Linked DNA regions of Homo sapiens: region 1 is linked to region 2. Evidence: read pairs that join two places in POLR2A ChIA-PET (ENCODE). Cell type or tissue: GM12878. All regions are shown on one strand. Links, peaks and the distances in the headings refer to the core of each region. The heading gives the core; the rest is flanking DNA. Region 1 overlaps GRIN2A (glutamate ionotropic receptor NMDA type subunit 2A). Region 2 has its middle 77 kb from the start of ATF7IP2.

Evidence for each region. ChIA-PET counts read pairs that join two places held together with the same protein. Peaks named below come from ENCODE experiments on the same cell type or tissue, not always from the same donor. Only the 100,000 strongest peaks of a DNase experiment are listed, where the experiment ranks them.
Region 1: POLR2A ChIA-PET joins it to region 2 with 5 read pairs; 2 of 35 experiments call an interaction of 5 or more read pairs at or near these places.

What each region holds. Positions count from the first base shown.
Region 1 is chr16:9,907,540-9,915,539 of GRCh38, forward strand. The region is part of intron 3 of GRIN2A (glutamate ionotropic receptor NMDA type subunit 2A); the gene reads right to left. Among named protein-coding and RNA genes, the nearest start is that of GRIN2A, 270 kb to the right of the region's middle. In GM12878, for the core only: no CTCF peak of the experiment used is centred there; a DNase peak (open chromatin) is centred at 6,942; H3K27ac peaks cover 2,026 bases.
Region 2 is chr16:10,303,590-10,314,638 of GRCh38, forward strand. No RefSeq gene overlaps it. Among named protein-coding and RNA genes, the nearest start is that of ATF7IP2, 77 kb to the right of the region's middle. In GM12878, for the core only: a CTCF peak has its summit at 5,252; DNase peaks (open chromatin) are centred at 3,082, 5,052 and 5,172; H3K27ac peaks cover 1,742 bases.

The DNA of each region.
Region 1 (8,000 bases), core at 1-8,000, 400 kb before region 2:
GTCATGATTATACGAATCTGTGTGCCAAGAATCATACAGTCATGCCTCCAACAGTCAATTTTACTAGATATTATTTTTAAAAATAAAATTTAAAATTTTCATTAAAAAATAAAAGAAAATAAAGCAAAATCACAAGTCTCATTTAAATACAAAGATCTGTCTCGCCTAAATATTCACATGTTCAAATCCTCCAAAACTGAGCAGAGAGTCCACCTTTTCCCAAAAGGCTCACTGAGCTTCCAGCCTCCACTCCCTCCTCAAAACTCCCCTCACTTCCTCTGCAGCTCCATTTCCACCTTAGAGTTTTTCAAACACATACATTCTCTTCTTTGCTGGAGGGTAAGCTCCCGGGAAACAGGGATCATGTCTGAGCCCTCGCTGCGTGCCCTCACCCCTGCACAGTGTCTGGCATGTGGTAGGCGGTCAGTGACCATTTGCTGAATGAGCAGGAGCAGATTTTCATCTGGCCGGAGCTGGAGTCCTGAGCAGCGTTGAGAATGTCCCGGTGTGCTGGATGGCATGTGAGAACCATCAGGACAGAGTTCACTGTATTCTGGCCTAAATAGAGGTCTGAACTCTGCCGGGCCTCATAATGAAACTTGACAGCACTATGTACATTAGCAGTAATAATGTTTCACACCCGGACATGGATTTCTGGTGTGGAAATGTGTCCCCTAAAAGACTAAGCTCTGCAAGTCCCAGTCACTGCTCTGATATTCATATCTTCATCCATAATTGCAAGGTCACCCTCTTGGTGGGAGAAGAGAATGATGTGTTTACCACCTAAAGGGCAAAGGAACTGCTGGGTGGAGGAGGAGTTTTGTTTTGTTTTGTTTTGTTTTTCTGTATAAATGGTAAAAAGAATATAGCTTTTTTTTCTTTTTACTATAGTCCTTCTTCCAGTTTTTTTTCCCAAATAGCTATAAAGGGTTAATCTTACAACTACAGAGAAATAATTGTGGGGAGAGTAGGAGGAAGAGAAAGAGGGAACAAAGGAGGAGAAAGAGGAAAAGAAGAGAAGTCAAAGAGAAGAAAACCCAGGGGAAGAAGGAGAAGAAGAAGACAGACCAACAGGAGAGTAAAGGGAGAAGTGTGGGAAAAGGAAAAGGGCTGTTTTCTTACACTTGATAATGAAACAAAATGGAGTTTGAAGCCCAGCAGAGCCCTTCAGGAAAGCTGGCCAGGGCTGTGTGGGAGGAGATCCTCACGTCAGTACGATGAGAGCAAGAGAGAGTGGCAAGATGGATTGCGTCCAGAGCTGGGCGAGCAGCAAACAGGAAGGGAGCAGTGAGGGGATGCACCACACCGTGGCCTGGCACCAGGCCCTCCCTGGTGACATTGGGAAAGTAGGTCAGTTTCAGAGCTGGCTGGGGGATGAATGGTCAGCCAGGAGCAAGTGGTGGGAATTAAAGATGCTGAGTGAGAGGTTGACTTAAGCATGGGATCTAGGAGACAGGGAGTGTTATTAGTCTGTTTTTCACACTGCTGATAAAGACATACCTGAACTGGGAAGAAAAAGAGGTTTAATGGACTTATAATTCCATGTGGCTGGGGAGGCCTCACAATCATGGTGGAAGGCAAGGAGGACCAAGTCATGTCTTACATGGAAGGGAGCAGGCAAAAAGAGTTTGTGCAGGGAAACTCCACCTTTTTAAAACCATCAGATCTCATGAGACTTATTCACTATCACAAGAAAAGCATGGGAAAAACCCGCCCCTATGATTCAATTACCTCCCACCAGGTCCTTCCCACAACATGTGGTAATTCAAGATGAGATATGGGTGGGGACAATGCCAAACCATATCAGGGAGCTTCCCTAGCACAACAGAAAGAATGAAAGCCAGCCCTAGGTTGAGCTGTCCAGTAGATCTTTCTAGCACAATGGCAATATATCTGTCACATCCAGTATGGCAGCCACTAGTCACCTGTTGCCATTGAGCAACTGAAATGTGGATAGTGTGACTGAGGATATGAATTTTCCATTTTATTTTACTTAATTTCCATTTAAATAGCCACATATGGCTAGTGGCTGGCTGTCATATCAGATAGCTTAAGTACAGAGAAAAGAGCTGTGTGGATCACATTCAAGGAGAAATTGATTGCCAAGAGGATCCCAAAAGGCTGTTTTCTGAAATGCCTTAAGTGTATTTGAGATGGTACACAGATGCATTTAGATGGCACATGGGCAAACTTTATTTTTAGAATTAGATTTTATTATTTTCATGTATATTGGAAAAATGGAACTAGCATCTCAAACCCACTGTTTCATATATATCGTTGCTTAAGAAGACGCTATGGTGGAATTTTATGTCTCTAAAAGATTAGGTCAATGTAGGTAAAAAGTACTATGTTAACAATACCACAGAGGGCTTACAGATCTAGCAAAAAGTAATACATGTATTTCATGTAAACGGAATCATACACTATGTGGCCTTTTGTGCCTGGCCTCTTTCACGTAGCCTAATGTTTTCAAGGTTCATCAATGTTGGAAAACATATTTCATTCCTTTATGGCTCATATTCTATAGTATGGACAAAACCACATTAAGTTCATCCATCAAATGTCTGTTGATGGACATCTAGGTTTACACTTTGGGTTACTATGAACAGTGCTTCTAGGAACATTCTAGTACAAGTTTTTCAGTTTTTGTTTGAATACCTATTTTTAATTTGGGGAGGTATCTAACTAGAAGTAGAATCTTTTAGGGGTAGGGTAATGAGGTGGTTCTGAAACTAGATAGTGGTGATGGTTGTACAACATTGTGAATGCACTTAATGCCACTGAATTATACAGTTTAAATTGTTAAAATGGCAAATTTTTTGTTTTCTGTATTTTTCCACAACAAAGAATCATTTTAAATGAAAGTAACAAAGAAAGCAAGCAGATGGCTGAATAGAACTGAGCTAATTCAAGGATACAATAAGTAGTTGAAAAGCAGTCATAGCTGAGATATGAGATTTAAACTCATATTTGAGTCTCATATGAAGTCTCAGAGTTCTTTTTTTTTTTTTTTTTTTTGAGACGGAGTCTTGCCGTTGCCCAGGCTGGAGTGCAGTGGTGCGATCTCGGCTCACTGCAACCTCTGCCTCCCAGGTTTAAGTGATTCTCCTGCCTCAGCCTCCTGAGTAGCTGGGACTACAGGTGCCCACCACTACACCTGGCTAATTTTTGTATTTTTAGTAGAAATGGAGTTTCACCATGTTGGCCAGTCTGGCCTCAAACTCCTGACCTCAGACCATCTGCCTGCCTTGGCCTCCCAAAGTGCTGGGATTACAGGCATGAGCCACTGCACCCAGCCTTAGAGTTCTTTTGATTCAATCTTCTGCCCCTGAATCATTTCTACAATACCTCTGGCAGATAGGTGGGCCTATTTTTCTGCTTGCCTGCTTCCATGGAGTAAAGACCTCAGTACCTCTCCAAAACAACCAGTATCATTGGTGTATAGATACACATTTTAGAAAGGTCTTCTTTACTTTAACTAAAAAAAAAAAATCCATCTTGTAATTTTCACATTTTATCCTATAGTCCCCAGAATTATCCAAAATAATGTATTCCTACTATGTGCCTGGCTAACAGCACAGGAGCTAACAGCAGCCTTAAATAGGAGTGACAGCAAAGAGTTAGCGGAGGTCAGCCCGTGTAGAGAAGTTTCCAAAATGACCATAAGCTGAGTGTGGTGGCTCACACTTGTAATCACAGCATTCTGGGAGGCCAAGGTGGGAGAATCACTTGAGGCCAGGAGTTTGAGACCAGCTTGGGTAACATAGAGAGATGCTCGTCTCTAAAATAAACAAACAAAATGGTCATAAAATGAATGAAAGGAACAGTGAAACACAGTGATTACATGCACTAGCTCTGGAGCCAGAAAACCTTAAATTTATATGCTAACTCAGCTAGTTCCTAGTGTTAGCGATCTTGGGCAAGTTATTTAACTATCCGTAGCCTGTTTCTTGATCAGTAAAATGGGCATAATCATAGCAGCCATGCCATAGGTTTGTCATGAGTATAAAATGAGAATTCATCGAGAGTCCTGAGCACCATCCCAATCCCTGTATCCAGTGGCTCTCATTAATATTAGCCCATGAATGTTAACAATGCCCTCCAACTTAGGAACAAGGAAGTGCATTTGGAAAAACATAGCTCTACAAAGGTCTGTCTCCTAACCTGTGATGGCCATTTACCCATCATGTAACAGGGAGAAGCACATGATTATAATGTCTAGAAAATTTTAAATAATTCTACAGAAAAAAACCTGAGTATAAAGGTTGAGTGAACACTTTTACACTTTTGGGAAGTTTCTATGACTTATTTAAGTGATGATTCCCACCCTTAGTCAAGCTGAAAAGCAGCTCCTAAAGGGTGAGAGGCATTAAGGTATTGTGCTTAAGAGCATGACTGGGCAAGCTATTCACTCTGCATCTTAGTTTTCTCAACTGTAAGATGGGGTTAATATCCCTACCTCATAGTGTTGGTGGGAGGATTAAATGAGTTAGTACCTGTAATGTGCTGGCACACAGTGAGCACAAAATATGTGTTAACTATGATGAGGATGATGGTGATGGTGGTGATGGTGATGATGGTGGTGATGGTAATGACGATGACGATAAAGGAAAAGGAGAAGGAAGAAGAAGAATGGGGAAAAAAAGGAAGAAGATGTTGGTAATTATGGCAATGATGATGATGGCAATGATGATAGATAATGATGTTGGTGATGGTGTGATGTTGATAGCAATGGTGGTAGTGATTATGGAGATGATGCTATAAATGGTGATGGCAATGATGTGATGTTGATGATGATGACGATGATACCAATGTCGGCATCATTTAGTCTCTGCCCTTTCCAGAACCATGGTTCCAGAAACACCATTTTCAGAACGTAGCCCCTGATGAAATGCATATAAAAGCTTTATGAAGCTGCAAAAGGAATAATGAAAAGATAAAGCACTCTTCTTAAAATTCAGAGTAAGTGGGTGGGGTGGGGGGAGGGTAGTACAAAGAAGTGGTTAAGAACAGAAGCTTTGGACTTAAGAGTCCTTGCTTTGTATCTCAGTATTGCTAGTTATGAGTCTGCCTCTTTAATTGTGCCAACTGGGATTCATGTTTAAAATCTGCATAATGGGGATAATAAAAATACTCATATGGAGTATCTCTGCGTATTAAAAGGGCAATATGCACAAAACACTTTGTAGAGAGCCTGGAACATAGTAACTGAAGAATAAACATTAGTTATCACTGGTATTAATGGGCACAATTAAAGGTGAATGATCTGAGCCAAGGAACAAATGCTATTGAATTTCATATCTAAAAGGCAGTAATAGCTGTGCTGTTCAGCAAAAGTGGATGGGAGGATTCCAAGGCAGATAATTCAGCTGGACCCAAATAGTCTCCACATAGAAGAGTTTTAAGGTTATCTATCTAAACCAACAGAACTGCTCCCTCTGCCCTTGGCCTCGCCATACATTGCAGAAACTCTTCCCAGTCTTCCTGCCAGAAGATTCCAGTGTCCACATGATTTCTCTCCACTTCTTTGGAGGGTCCCTTCCACTGATAGCTTAAAGTGTCAGCAAGAGTTTCCTTTCACTGAACCACAGTTATTTCCTTGAAGCTTCAACCCACTAGCTCTAGTTCTCTACTGTAAGCAAAGGAGACTAATTCTACTACAATTTCCGGATGGCAGTCCTTTAAAACTCTGAAGCCAGTTCTTGGGTCACTCCTTATGAGTCTCCTCTAGGGAAACATTTCTCATAAGACACATAGTAGATATGGGTGCTCTATTTCATTCAAAAATATACATATAGAGTCTTCACTCTTTTTCTCCAGACAGGATCTTGAATTTGCAGAATGAGATTCTATTCCAGGGACCTTTATGTAAAGATTTATAGACATTTGCTACAACGCATTGTGCAACCTTGTATTTTAGGTCAAATAAGTAATTGAAACAAGTTTCTTTATGTTTCCCCTCTATATAGAAATAATTAATAATAATATTAAATTGAGGGTCCAACATCGGCTAGGCACAGTGCTGGGTGTTTAACATAAGTTATCGCATTTTATACTTCAGCAGCTCTGGAACTAAGCAGCTAATGCATTCAATTGAGAGAGTGTTTGCATGTTTCGGAAATTGGGCCTTGTATCCTGGAAAAGAGCTATATTCTACGCTTCATTTACACTTCACTCATCAAAACACTCTTTGGTAAGAGCTATTTGATGTTCTAGGTCCAACTTTTTTTTTAGCTTTTGCCTTTGAGAGGTCATGTTTTGCATTCTTTGACTCAATCCTCAAGGCTCTGAGCCTGCTTAAAATGTAGAAGGCAGATAACGTTTGGGCTTGAAGTTTGAAATAACATTTTTTTTTCCATTTCTCCTTTGGGAGGGATATTGTATTTCACCCACAGGGGTTCTTTTTACTTGTTGCTGATTTTCAAAAGAAAAAAAGAAAAGAACAAAATTACAAAATCCATTACGTGAAGGCATTAGAACTGAGTGTGAAAAACAATTTAGAATAGAGGCTCCCAAGAATGTTTGATTTGGAGAGAACTAGAAAATCATTCTTGGTTAAAAAAAAAAAAAAGATGCAGTTCCAGTATTAGAATAAAATCAGACACTAATTTCTTCCAGCTAAAGTACAGCCAAGAGTCAAAATGCCAAGTCATCATTTAAAAAAACGGCAAATCTTAGTATTTCTTTCCTGGACAAAAACACCTAGGAAGACAATAAAACTTTACAGAACTGCCAGTTTTCAACATGCTGGCAGCAAAACCCAGCAGATGCACCAACAAGAAAGGCAGACCTAAACCAGCCTAGCAGGGGCATCATTTGGCAAAGGGACAGCCTGCCACCATACTGGTTTCTATTTCAGATAACAAAATTGTCCAATAGTGTCTAATAGAGTTAACTCAACCAGCTGTGTGGCTGACAGGCCTGCACCTGCTTTCAGTATCAGTTCTGGCTTCTGAACAGCACAGGCTATTCCAGTTCTTCTCACCGTGTTAAACCACAGAAAATTTCCCAATGCACAAGTTCTGAAACTATCTTCAACGCATACGCATTTGTTTTGCTGTGGCTCAGAAGTTAGGCTTATTGAAGATGGAAAGATGGTCCCAGAGAGAACAAAGTGGGAACGTAAGGGGCTCCCAGACCCAAAGCTGAGGAAGACGACAGTGAATTGAAACTTGCCATTAAGGCTATAACAGCTTAATCACCTGGATATGATAGCAGCAGTTAGACAAGCCACAAAGAGACTCAACTGAAAGCTGAAGCATTGTGCTACAAGACAGCTAAGGGGCAGAAGAGCCAACAGCAACATTCCCCACATGTGGGAAGGGGCATATGTTTCCATTTATTTACAGCCTATTGATTATGCAGCTTTTTTTTTTTTTTTTTTTTTTTTTTTTTTTTTTTTTTTTTTTTTTAATGAGACGGAATCTCACTCTTTCATCCAGGCTGGAGTGCAGTGGCGCGATCTCGTCTCACTGCAAGCTCCGCCTCCCGGGTTCACGCCATTCTCCTGCCTCAGCCTCCCTAGTAGCTGGGACTACAGGCAACTGCCACTGCACCCGGCTAATTTTTTGTATTTTTAGTAGAGATGGGGTTTCACCATGTTAGCTAGGATGGTCTTGATCTCCTGACCTCATGATCCGCCCGCCTCAGCCTCCGAAAGTGCTGGGATTACAGGCGTGAGCCACCACTCCCGGCCAACTATACAGAATTCTTAATAAGGCAAGCTGAAGCTGACGGCAATTTACAAGTCAGGGAAATAAGAATCAACTGGTCAAGGAACACATCAAAACTGGGAGGACTTGAATCAAGTCCACCACCCTTAATAATAGCCACCTTCCTTAAGAACAGCACAGACCTACACAACTATCCAAATGTTCTAATAAAGGTAGAAAATACATACAAACAAGTATTTTTCTGTGAAAGCAGCTTTATGGTAAGATTATTTATCAAGGCCATTGCCCCAATTACTTGTTTCTACTTATTTGAACAGAGACAGTGTA
Region 2 (11,049 bases), core at 1,198-9,197:
CTGTCACCCAGGCTGGAGTGCAATGACGCGATCTCGGCCCACTGCAAACTCCTTCTCCTGGGTTCAAGCTATTTTCCTATCTCAGCCTCCCAAGTAGCTGGAACTATGGGCATGTGCCACCACACCCAGCTAATTTTTGTATTTTTAGTAGAGACGGGGTTTCACGATGTTGGCCAGGCTGGTCTTGAACTCCTGACCTCAGGTGATCTGCCCACCATGGCCTTCCAAAGTGCTAGGATTACAGGCGTGAGCCACTGCGCCTGGCCAACATAGTTCCATTTCCATCCTCTCTGGCTTCCACTTGACCTCCACATCTCTCTCTCTTCCCTCTTTCTTTCTTTCCTTCTCTCCACTCTCCTCTTCCCACTCCTTCCCCATTTTTCCCCATTTCTATCTCTCCTAGTCTCTCCACCTAACAAAACACCTTACAATTTTCTCATCAAGTAACTAAGAAATAAATGCAAACTATCATTCTTTGATTCAAATAATAATGAATACTACAGCTATAAATTATCAATACAAATTAACACCAAAAACAACTAAACATCTCAGAAGGTCAAATTTGCTTCTAGCTAAAAATCGACAAAACATTCTAATTTTCTGCACTAAATGTGTATCTTTGATAATTTATCCCAGGAAAATAGGACTTAGCTGAAATAATGGTCTCACAATGAAACCAGTTGTAAATTATAATTAGTATGTGCAATATGGGAAAAAAGTAGATTACATAAAGAAAAGCAATTGATTCCATGCCACCAATTTCAGTAAATTAAAATTTTAAAAAGTTTGGGGAAAATTAGAATAGTTTAATGGATCCACGTAGATAATTGATCACAAAATTAAACTGGCTTAGTAGAGTTTACTTTGGATAATGCTTTCTCATTGATAATTCAGCCATGTTTTATTTATTTATGTATGTATTTATTTATTTATTTATTGAGAAGCAGTTTCGCGCTTTTTTTTTTTTTTTTTTTTTTTGAGACGGAGTCTCCCTCTATCGCCCAGGCTGGAGTGCAGTGGCGCAATCTCGGCTCACTGCAAGCTCCACCTCCCAGGTTCACGCCATTCTCCTGCCTCAGCCTCCCGAGAAGCTGGAACTAAGGCGCCCACCACCACGCCCGGCTAATTTTTTGTATTTTTTTTTTTTGGTAGAGAAGGAGTTTCACTGTGTCAGCCAGGATGGTCTCAATCTCCTGACCTCGGGATCTGCCCACCTCGGCCTCCCAAAGTGCTGGGATCACAGGTGTGAACCACCACGCCCGGCTGGAGTTTCGATCTTGTTGCCGAGGCTGGAGTGCAATGGCACGATCTTGGCTCACCACAACCTCCGCCTCCTGGGTTCAAGTGATTCTCCTGTCTCAGCCTCCCGAGTAGCTGGGATTACAGGCATGTGCCAACACGCCCAGCTAATTTTGTATTTTTAGTAGAGACGGGGATTTCTCCATGCTGGTCAGGCTGGTCTCGAACTCCCAACCTCAGGTGATCTGCCCGCCTCGGCCTCCCAAAGTGCTGGGATTACAGGCATGAGCCACCAGGCCCGGCCAGCCATGTTGATATAATTCTGATCTAAACATTTGTATTCAAAATGTCCTGGCCAGGTGCGGTGGCTCACACCTGTAATTGCAACATTTTTAGGAGGCTGAGGTGGGATGCTGCTTCAGCCCAGCGGTTTCAGATCAGCCTGGGAAACACAGTGAGACCCTGTGTGTGTAAAATTAAAAATTAGCCAGGTGTGGTAGCACATGCCTATAGTCTCAGCTACTCAAGAGGCTGAGGAGGGAGAATCGCTTGAGCCTGGGAGGTAGAGGTTGCAGTGAGTTATAATCATGCCACTGCACTCCAGCCTAGGCAACAGAACAAGACCTTGTCTACTTTTTAAAAATTATTATTATTATTTGAGACAGAGTTTCGCCCTTGTTCCCCAGGCTGGAGTGCAATGGTGCGATCTTGGCTCACTGCAGCCTCCGTCTACTGCGTTCAAGCAATTCTCCTTCCTCAGCCTCCCGAGTAGCTGGAATTACAGGCACCTGCCACTATGCCTGGCTAATTTTTATATTTTTAGTAGAGATGGGGTTTCACCATGTTGGCCTGGCTCATCTTGAACTCCTGACCTGAGGTGATTTGCCCACCTCGGCTTCCCAAAGTGCTGGGATTACAGGCGTGAGCCACCACACCCGACCTAAATTATTATTTTTTATAGACGGGGTCTTGCTGTGTTGCCCTAGCTTGTCTGGAACTCTTGAGCTCAAGCAATCCTCCAGCCTTAGCCTCTCGAGTGGCCGGGACCACAGGCGTGCACCGTGATGCCCAGCAATTTTTTTTACGTTTTTTGTAGAAACAGGATCTAGCTTCGTTGCCCAGGCTGGTCTCAACCTCCTGGATTCAGGCAACCCTCCCACTGCAGCCTCTCAAAGTGCTGAGATTATGGGTGTGAGCCCCCGTTCTTGGCCAGTTTTATTTATTTTATTGATTTATTTATTTATTTTTGAGGCAGGGTGTTACTCTGTCACCCAGGCTGAAGTGCAGTGGCACAGTCATGGCTCACTACAGCCTTGCCCTCTTGGGCTCAGTCAATCCTCCCACCTCACCCTCTCAAGTGGCTGAGAATGCAGTCATGTGCCACTGCACCCAGCTAATTTTTGTATTTTTTTGTGGAGACACGGTGCTTTTATTTTTTTATTAAAAAATGTTTTATTTCATATTTGTTTATGACTTCATCATCATCAACAATGTAATAAGGTCAAGGGTTGGCAAACTTTTTCTATAAAGGGCCAGACAGTAAATATTTCGCCTTTATGAACCACACAGTCTACGTGACAGCTATTCAACTCTGCCCTTGTAGTATAAAAGTTGCCTGTACTGTTGTTGTATGTATTGAAAATATGTAAGCAGGCCTGTCATCCTAGCACTTTGGGAGGCTGAGGTGGGCAGGTGGCTTCAGTTCAGGAGTCTGAGACCAGCCTGGGCAATCTAGGGAAACCCCATCACTACAAAAAACACAAAAATTAGCCCGGCGTGTGGGTGCCTGCCTATAGTTTCAGCTACTTGGTAGGGTGAGGTAGGAGGATCACTTGAGCCCAGGAGGTCAAGGCTACTGTGAGCTGTAATCAGGCCACTGCACTCCAGCCTGTGAGACAAAATGAGACCCAGTCTCAAACAAACAAACAAAAAAACATAGGCGGGTCATTTGAGGTCAGGACTTTGAGACCAGCCAGACAGTGAAATACTGTCCCTACTAAAATACAAAAAAAGATTAGCCAGGCATGGTGGCGAGCACCTGTAATCTCAGCTACTTTGGAGGATGAGGTAGGAGAATCGCTTGAACCCAGGAGGCGGAGGTTGCAATGAGCCGAGGTCGCGCCACTGTACTCCAGCCTGGGTGACAGAGCAAGACTCCGTTTCAAAAAAAAAAAAAAAAGGACATAACTCAGGAATGGCCAGCTAGAAGAGATGCATGGGACAGGTATTGGGTGATGGGGGCGCGTGCATGAAGCTTTCTTGCACTCCCTGGGCTCATCAGCCTCCCAGCACTTCAGTGTGTTCACCCATCTAGAAGCTTCCCAGACCTCATTGTTCAAGAGTTTTTCTCAAGCTCAATGTCTGTTGTTAAAAGGCGGGAGGATCACGAGGTCAGGAGATCGAGACCATCCTAGCTAACACGGTGAAACCCCGTCTCTACTAAAAATACAAAAAAAAATTAGCCGGGCGTGGTGGTGGGCGCCTGTAGTCCCAGCTACTTGGGAGGCTGAGGCAGGAGAATGGCGTGAACCCGGGAGGCAGAGCTTGCGGTGAGCCGAGATCGTGCCACTGCACTCCAGCCTGGGCGACAGAGCGAGACTCTTATCTAAAAAAAAAAAAAAAAAATTTCAACACTCCAACCACTTGGTCTTTTTTTTTCTTCTTCTTCTTTTTGAGTCAAAGTCTTGTTCAGTTGCCCAGGCTGGAATGCAATGGCACAATTACAGCTCACTGCAGCCTTGAACTATTGGGCTTAAATGATCCTCCCTCCTCAGCCTCTTGAGTATCCGGGACTACGGATGTGCATCACCATGCCTAGCTAATTTTTTAGTTTCTGTAGAGATACGGTCTCCCTATGTTGCCCACGCTGGTTTGGAACTTCTGGACCCAAGTAATCCTCCCACCTGAGCCACCCAAAGTACTGGGATCACAGGTGTAAGCCCCTGCAGTTGGCCTTCCTTGGTCTTCTGATGACCAACCCCATCCTGAAGCTATATAGGGGAACTACTCTAAGTCACCTTATTGGCATGAACTCAGGTGTGATGGAAAAGGGCTCCTTATGGATAACAAAAGACACTCCAGGCCAAGCACAGTGGCTCATACCTATAATCCCAACCCTTTGGGAGGCCAAGGCAGGAAGATTGCTTGAGTCCAGGAGTTCAAGACCAGCTTGGGCTTGGTAGGCAGAGTTTGCAGTGAACTGAAATCACACCAGTGCACTGCAACCTGGGCAACAGAGTGAGACCCTGTCTCAAAAAAAAAAAAAAAAAAAAAAAAGGCACTCCCATCACTCAGAAAACTCTAAGCGTTTTAGGAGCTCAGTACCAGGAACTGGGGACAAAAACCAAATATTTCTTTTTTTTTCAAGATGGAGTTTCTTGTCACCCACGCTGGAGTGCAATGGCACAATCTCAGCTCACTGCAACCTCCACCACCCGGGTTCAAGTGATTCTCCTGCCCCAGCCTCCCAAAGTAGCTGGAATTACAGGCGCGCACCACCACACCCAGCTAATGTTTGTGTTGTTAGTAGAGACGGGGTTTCGCCATGTTGGCCAGGCTGGTCTCGAACTCCTGACTTCAGGTGATCCTCCCACCTCAGTCTCCCAAAGTGCTGGGATTATAGGCATAAGCCACCATGCCTGGCCAAAAACCAATTTTTTTTTTATTAGACCACAACTTGTCTGTGTCTCTTCCCCTCTAGATTTCGAGCAGCCAAGGGATGTGTCTAGGCACTTTTCATTTCTACTGCCCAGCACATAGTTGTTATTCCAAGCTGCACCATGTTGTAAACCCCTGCCATTTCGCAACCCTAGTCAGAGTGGAAAATTCCAGTGGGTCTCGGCTGTGAGAAACACCCTACCAGACAAGTTCAGGCCTAACCGCCTGAACCCAGGAAATTCCCTCCTTAGCAGCTAGCCACATTGCCTGTCCCTTTTTGCAGCAAGCAAAGACCTGTCCCGTCCTGACCTGTAATTACCCAAGTCTGTAAGCGGGAGTGGGTTCCGGCACTAGCTGGTGTCCCCCTCTGCAGGGCTTTGATCTGTGTTGCTGTAGAGCCACCTCCATCCATTCCTTCTTCTTTTCGCGCTCTAACAATAGTAACACTTAAAACATACATAGCTGCTGGTGTCATTAATCTTGCCATTGGTGTTGTTGCTTGATTATTGGTGTAATGTCTACCTCATAGAGTAATCTAGCTCATTCAGTGACATGAGTCATTTACAGATGATTTAATGAATATTTTTCATTATCACCTCCCCCTAGGTCCAGAAAAGGCTGCTAACTTTCCCAAGACCTTTTAATTCTTTTTTCTTTTTTCTTTTTTCTTTTTTTTTTTTTTTTTGAGACAGAGTCTCTGTCGCCAGGCTGGAGGGCAGTGGCACGATCTCAGCTCACTGCAACCTCTGCCTCCCTCCTGGGTTCACGCAATTCTTCTCTCTCAGCCTCCTGAGTAGCTGGGACTGCAGGCACCCACCACCACACCTAGCTCATTTTTGTGTCTGTAGTAGATACAGGGTTTCACCATATTGGTCAAGCTGGTCTCCAACTCCTGACCGCAGGTGATCCACCCACGTCAGCCTCCCAAAGTGCTGGGATTACAGACATGAGCCACCGCGCCCTGCTGACCTCTTAACTCTTTAGAACAGAGTTCTAAACTTCCTGACTCTGAAGTTATCTTTCCATTTCATCCTCAAAGATACCCAAAGGACCTTTTAGCATACTGGTGATTGAGACAAAAGAATTTCCAAACCTGGAGACAAATCCCAACTCTTGCTTCCTGATTCTCTTTTCTATACTGTCTTCTCAGGTCATCCTTTCCCCATGGCTGCATAAAATAGATTGAATCAAATGGAGCCCATCATGCTGGCTGCTTCTCTCCGCTGGGGCCAGGAGCAGCCTGACTGCAGAGTCAGCTGAAGACAGACAGCAGTCAGAGTGCTGGCCTTCTCCTTCCAAAAACACAGCCGTTCAAGTTCACAGAGACTGAAGAATACGATAAACACAGATAAACGTGCTTGACGGTGAGTAATTTTTGTCTGGGTACGGAAAGAAGAATAACAGGAGAAAAGGCACCATTTTCTTGGCCTGAACCGCCTCCTCTGGTTTCTTTTTTTCTTTTTCTCTTTTCTTTTTTTTTTGAAACAGGGTCTCACTCTGTCACTCAGGCTGGAGTGCAGTGGTACAATCACAGCTCTCACTGCAGCCTCGACCTCCTGGGCTCAAGCGATCCTCCTACCCCAGCCTCCAAAGTAGCTGGGACTATAGGCACGCACCACCATGCCCAGCTAATTTTTTAATTTTTTGTAGCAATGGGGTTTCGCCATGCTACTTAGGCTGGTCTCAAACTCCTAAACTCAAGTAATCTGCCTGCCTCGGCCTCCCAAAGTGGGGGGATTACAGGCACCTCGCACAGCCCTGCCTCTGTTTTAAGAGACAAGAATTCAGATTTCCATCAAACCTCTCTTCTTAGAGCAAGTTGACCTCTAGGTGCAGGAAACCCTGACAGAGACTGGCCACAGGGCCCTGCGCCTCTCCCCAGCCCAGCACAAATAGAAGAGGCCAAAAAAGCAGATGTGATGGTTATGGTTCTACTGAACACTGGAAGATACTTACTGCAAGCTTTATACACAAATGCATCACCACACCTTTGTGAGGTGGGTCATATCGTCGCTGTCCCATCTATTTGTTGGTGGAGGAAACTGATGGTTGCAAGAGTGAGATTAACTTGCCCTAGGTTCACTCAGCTCATTATTGCCCAATAGATTTGTGGAATAATCAAGATTTAAATCCAGAATGAGATTCCAATCAATGGTATCCAGAGAAAAAAATAAAAAATAAAAATAAATCCAGGCCGGGCATGGTGGCTCACACCTGTAATCCCAACACTTTGGGAGGCCGAAGCAGGTGGATCACCTGAAGTCAGGAGTTTGAGTCCAGCCTGGCCAACATGGCAAAGCCCTGTCTCTACTAAATATACGAAAATTAGCCAGGTGTGGTGGTACAGGCCTGTAATCCCAGCTACTCAGGAAGCTAAGGCAGAAGAACCACTCGAACCCAGGAGGTGGAGGTTACAGTGAGCCAAGATCATGCCACTGCACTCCAGCCTGGGTAACAGAGCGAGACTCCCTCTCAAAAAAATAAATAAATAAAAATAAATCCAGTGTAGGCTGGCTTCAAGGCCTATGGTCTTTGATAGTGTTGTTGCTATGATTTTCCTTTGTTTTTAACTTTTTAAACTTTGAAATTATTTTAGATTTATCAGAAAGTTGCAAAGATAGCACCGATCATTCCTGTGTACTCTCACCTAGGTTTCTCTGATGTTAAGGTCTTACAATCATCAAAACCAAGAAATTAGCACTAGGACAATTCACTGCAGACCTTATTCATTTTTCACCGGTTTTTCCACTAATGTCCTTTGCCGCCTTCTGGGAGGAAAAATATTTCCTCTGCTCCCTTATTTTCACTGACAGGGTCCATACATTAAACTGACACAAGTCAGACTAGCAAGAGAAAAGACGTTTTATTTCCATATGTATGTATGCACATGGGAGTTCACAGAAAAGAAAATGTGACTCAAAGGAGTGGTTAGAATTTGGGGCTTATAGCCGGACGTGGTGGCTCATGCCTGTAATCCCAGCACTTTGGGAGGCTAAGGCCGGTGGATCGCTTGAGACCAGGAGTTCGAGACCAGCCTGGCCTACTTGGTGAAACCCCATCTTCACTAAAAATACAAAACATTAGCCGAGCATGGTGGCAGGTGTCTGTAACCCCAGCTACTCAGGAGTCTGAGGCAGGAGAATTGCCTGAATCCACGAGGCAGAGGTTGCAGTGAGCCGAGAATGCACCACTGCACTCTACTCCGGGCAAAGCGAGACTCTGTCTCAAAAAAAAAAAAAAAAATAGAATTTGGGGCTTATAATCCATCTTAATAGGTGAAGGATCACAGTACTTTAGGAGGCTGAGGCAGGAGGATCACTTGAGCCCAGGGGTTCAAGACCAGCTTGGGCAACAAAGTGAGAACTTGTCTCTACAAAAAAAAAAAAAAAAAAAAATTAGCTGGGCATGGTGATGCATAGCTGTAGTCCCAGCTACTTGGGAGACTGAGGTTGGAGGATTGCTTGAGCCTGGTAGGTCGAGGTTTCAATGAGTTATGATCGTACCACTGCACTCCAGCCCGGGCAACAGAGGGAGACCCTGTCTCGAAAAAAAAAGACAGGAAACGAAAAAGACAAAATAGATGAAGGAGAAGGGAAGAAAGAGCACTTGTGGAAAAACAAACGAGGTTTTGGAAAGATAAATGAGCCCTTAGGAGACTAGATGGGGGATATGACAGATTTTGTGACTGTCTGCTTTGGTGTGTGGCTGACTTCTGTCTCAGAGAAGATTGGAGTTGTTCCCAGGGATAAGATTTATGACAATAGAGTTCTTTTTTATTCTTTTGGGAGGCTCTGCTCTTAGGCAGATAAGAGATTTCAGAAAGTCAGAAGCCCTCGGCTCAAAACAATTTTTATGCCACACTGGCTTATTCTGGGGCCCTTCCCCATTTCAGAATCCAATTGGGGCCGGGCATGGTGGCTCATGCCTGTAATCCTAACACTCTGGGAGGCCGAGGCAGGTGAATCACTTGAGGCCAGGAGTTTGAGACCAGTCTGGCCAACATGGTGAAACCCCATCTCCACTAAAAATCCAAAAATAAAAGTAGCTGGGCGTGGTGGTGGGCACCTGTAATCCCAGCTACTCAGGAGGCTGGGGCAGGAGAATCACTTGATCCCAGGAAGCAGAGGTTGCAGTGAGCCAAGATCGCGCCACTGCACTTCAGCCCAGGCAACAGAGTGAGACCCTTTCTAAAAAAAAAAAAAAAAAAAAAAAATCCAATTGGGACCCCACCTTACATTTAGTTATGTCTTCTTGGTCTCCTCCAATGTGTGACAGTTTCTCCGTCTTCCTTTATTCCTCACCACTTTGACACTTTTGAGAAATATTGATCTTTTATTTTGTAGACTGTCCCTTAACTTGGTGTTTCCTCATGACTAGACTGAGGTTGTTAAACATTTACTAGCACACCACAGGCCGTTGGTTTGCATGAGAATGAAACAACAACTAGGGTTTCTCTTTATATATATTTTATATTTGATGCTCCCAAAGTGCTAGGATCAGCCAGGCGCGATGGCTCATCCCTGTAATCCCAGTGCTTTGGGAGGCCAAGGTGGAAAGATCACCCAAGCCCAGAAGTTCAAGGCCAGCCTGGGCAATTTAGTGAGATTCCATCTCTTCAAAAAATTTAAATATTAGCCTGCAGGGTGTGAACCTGTAGTCCCAGCTACTCAGGAGGCTGAGGAAAGAAGATCCCTTGAGTCCAGGAGGCCAAGGCTGCAGTGAGCTATGATCGCACCACTGCACTCCAGCCTGGGCAACAGAGTGAAACCTTGATTCTAAAAATAAACACAAAAAGGGAGGTGGAGCATAACTCATCATGCTTTAAGTGTGGACTGCACAGAGTGACTTCCTTACAAAGAGCACAAAGGGAGGGAAAGAGCAACTGTACAGTGAGAAACTTGATAAACACTACCTCAACCAGGTGATCAAGGCCAACATCAACCATGATAAGTCATGTCAACAGTATGCGCTGGTATCACTTGATAAAAATGGCATTTTACCACTATCATCTTTCTTCCAAAAATCCATAACCTCAGCTAATCATGAAAAAAAAACATCAGACAAATCTCAGTAGAGGGCCGTGCTGCAAATTGCCTGACCAGTACTTCTCAGAACTGTCATCAAAAACAAATTCTGAGAAACTGTCACAGCGAAGAGGACCCTAAAGAGACATGACAACTAAATGTAATTGGTATCCTTGATGGGATCCTGGAACAGGAAATCTGTCACAAGGTAAAAACTAAGGCAGTCCGAATAAAGTATGGGCTTTAGTTAATGCATCAATATTAGATCGTTGATTGTAACAAATGCACCACACTAATGTAAGCTAACAGGGGAAACTGAGTCAGGATGTATGAGGACACTGTACTACCTTCACAATTTTTGTAAAATGTAAAACTATTCTTTTTTTTTTTTTTTGAGATGGAGTTTTACTCTTGTTGCCTGGGCTAGAGTACAGTGGCGCAATCTCAGCTCACTGCAACCTCCACCTCCCGGGTTCAAATGATTCTCCTGCCTCAGCCTCCCAAGTAGCTAGGATTACAGGGAGCTACCACCATGCCTGGCTAATTTTTGTACTTTTAGTAGAGACAGGGTTTCACCATGTTGGCCAGGCTGGTCTCAAACTCCTGCCGTCAGGTGATCCACCTGCCTTGGCCTCCCAAAGTGTTGAGATTACAGGTGTGAACCACTGTGCCCAGCTAAAACTATTCTTAAAAAATTTAGTTTGTTTAAAAAAAAAAAAAAAAAGGAAAAAGTGACCATTTTTTAATCTCTCAAAAATATACCATTAACCTAAACCCTTAAAATATTTACATTCAGGCTGGACACAGTGCCTCACACCTGTAATCCCCGCACTTTGGGAGGCTAAAGAGGGAGGATCATTTGAGCCCAGGAGCCTAGGCAACATGGCAAAACCCCACCTCTACAAAAAATACGAAAATGAGCCAGGGGTAATGGCATGTCTGTAGTCCCAGTTACTCAGGAGGCTGAGATGGGAGGATCACTTGAGCCCAGGAGGTTGAGGCTGCAGTAAGCTGATTATGCCACTGCACTCCAGCCTGGGCAACAGAGCAAGATCCTGTCTCAAAATAAAATAAAATAAAATAAAATATTTGCATTCAAAAGGAGCTTCAGAATAGACCATATGAATAA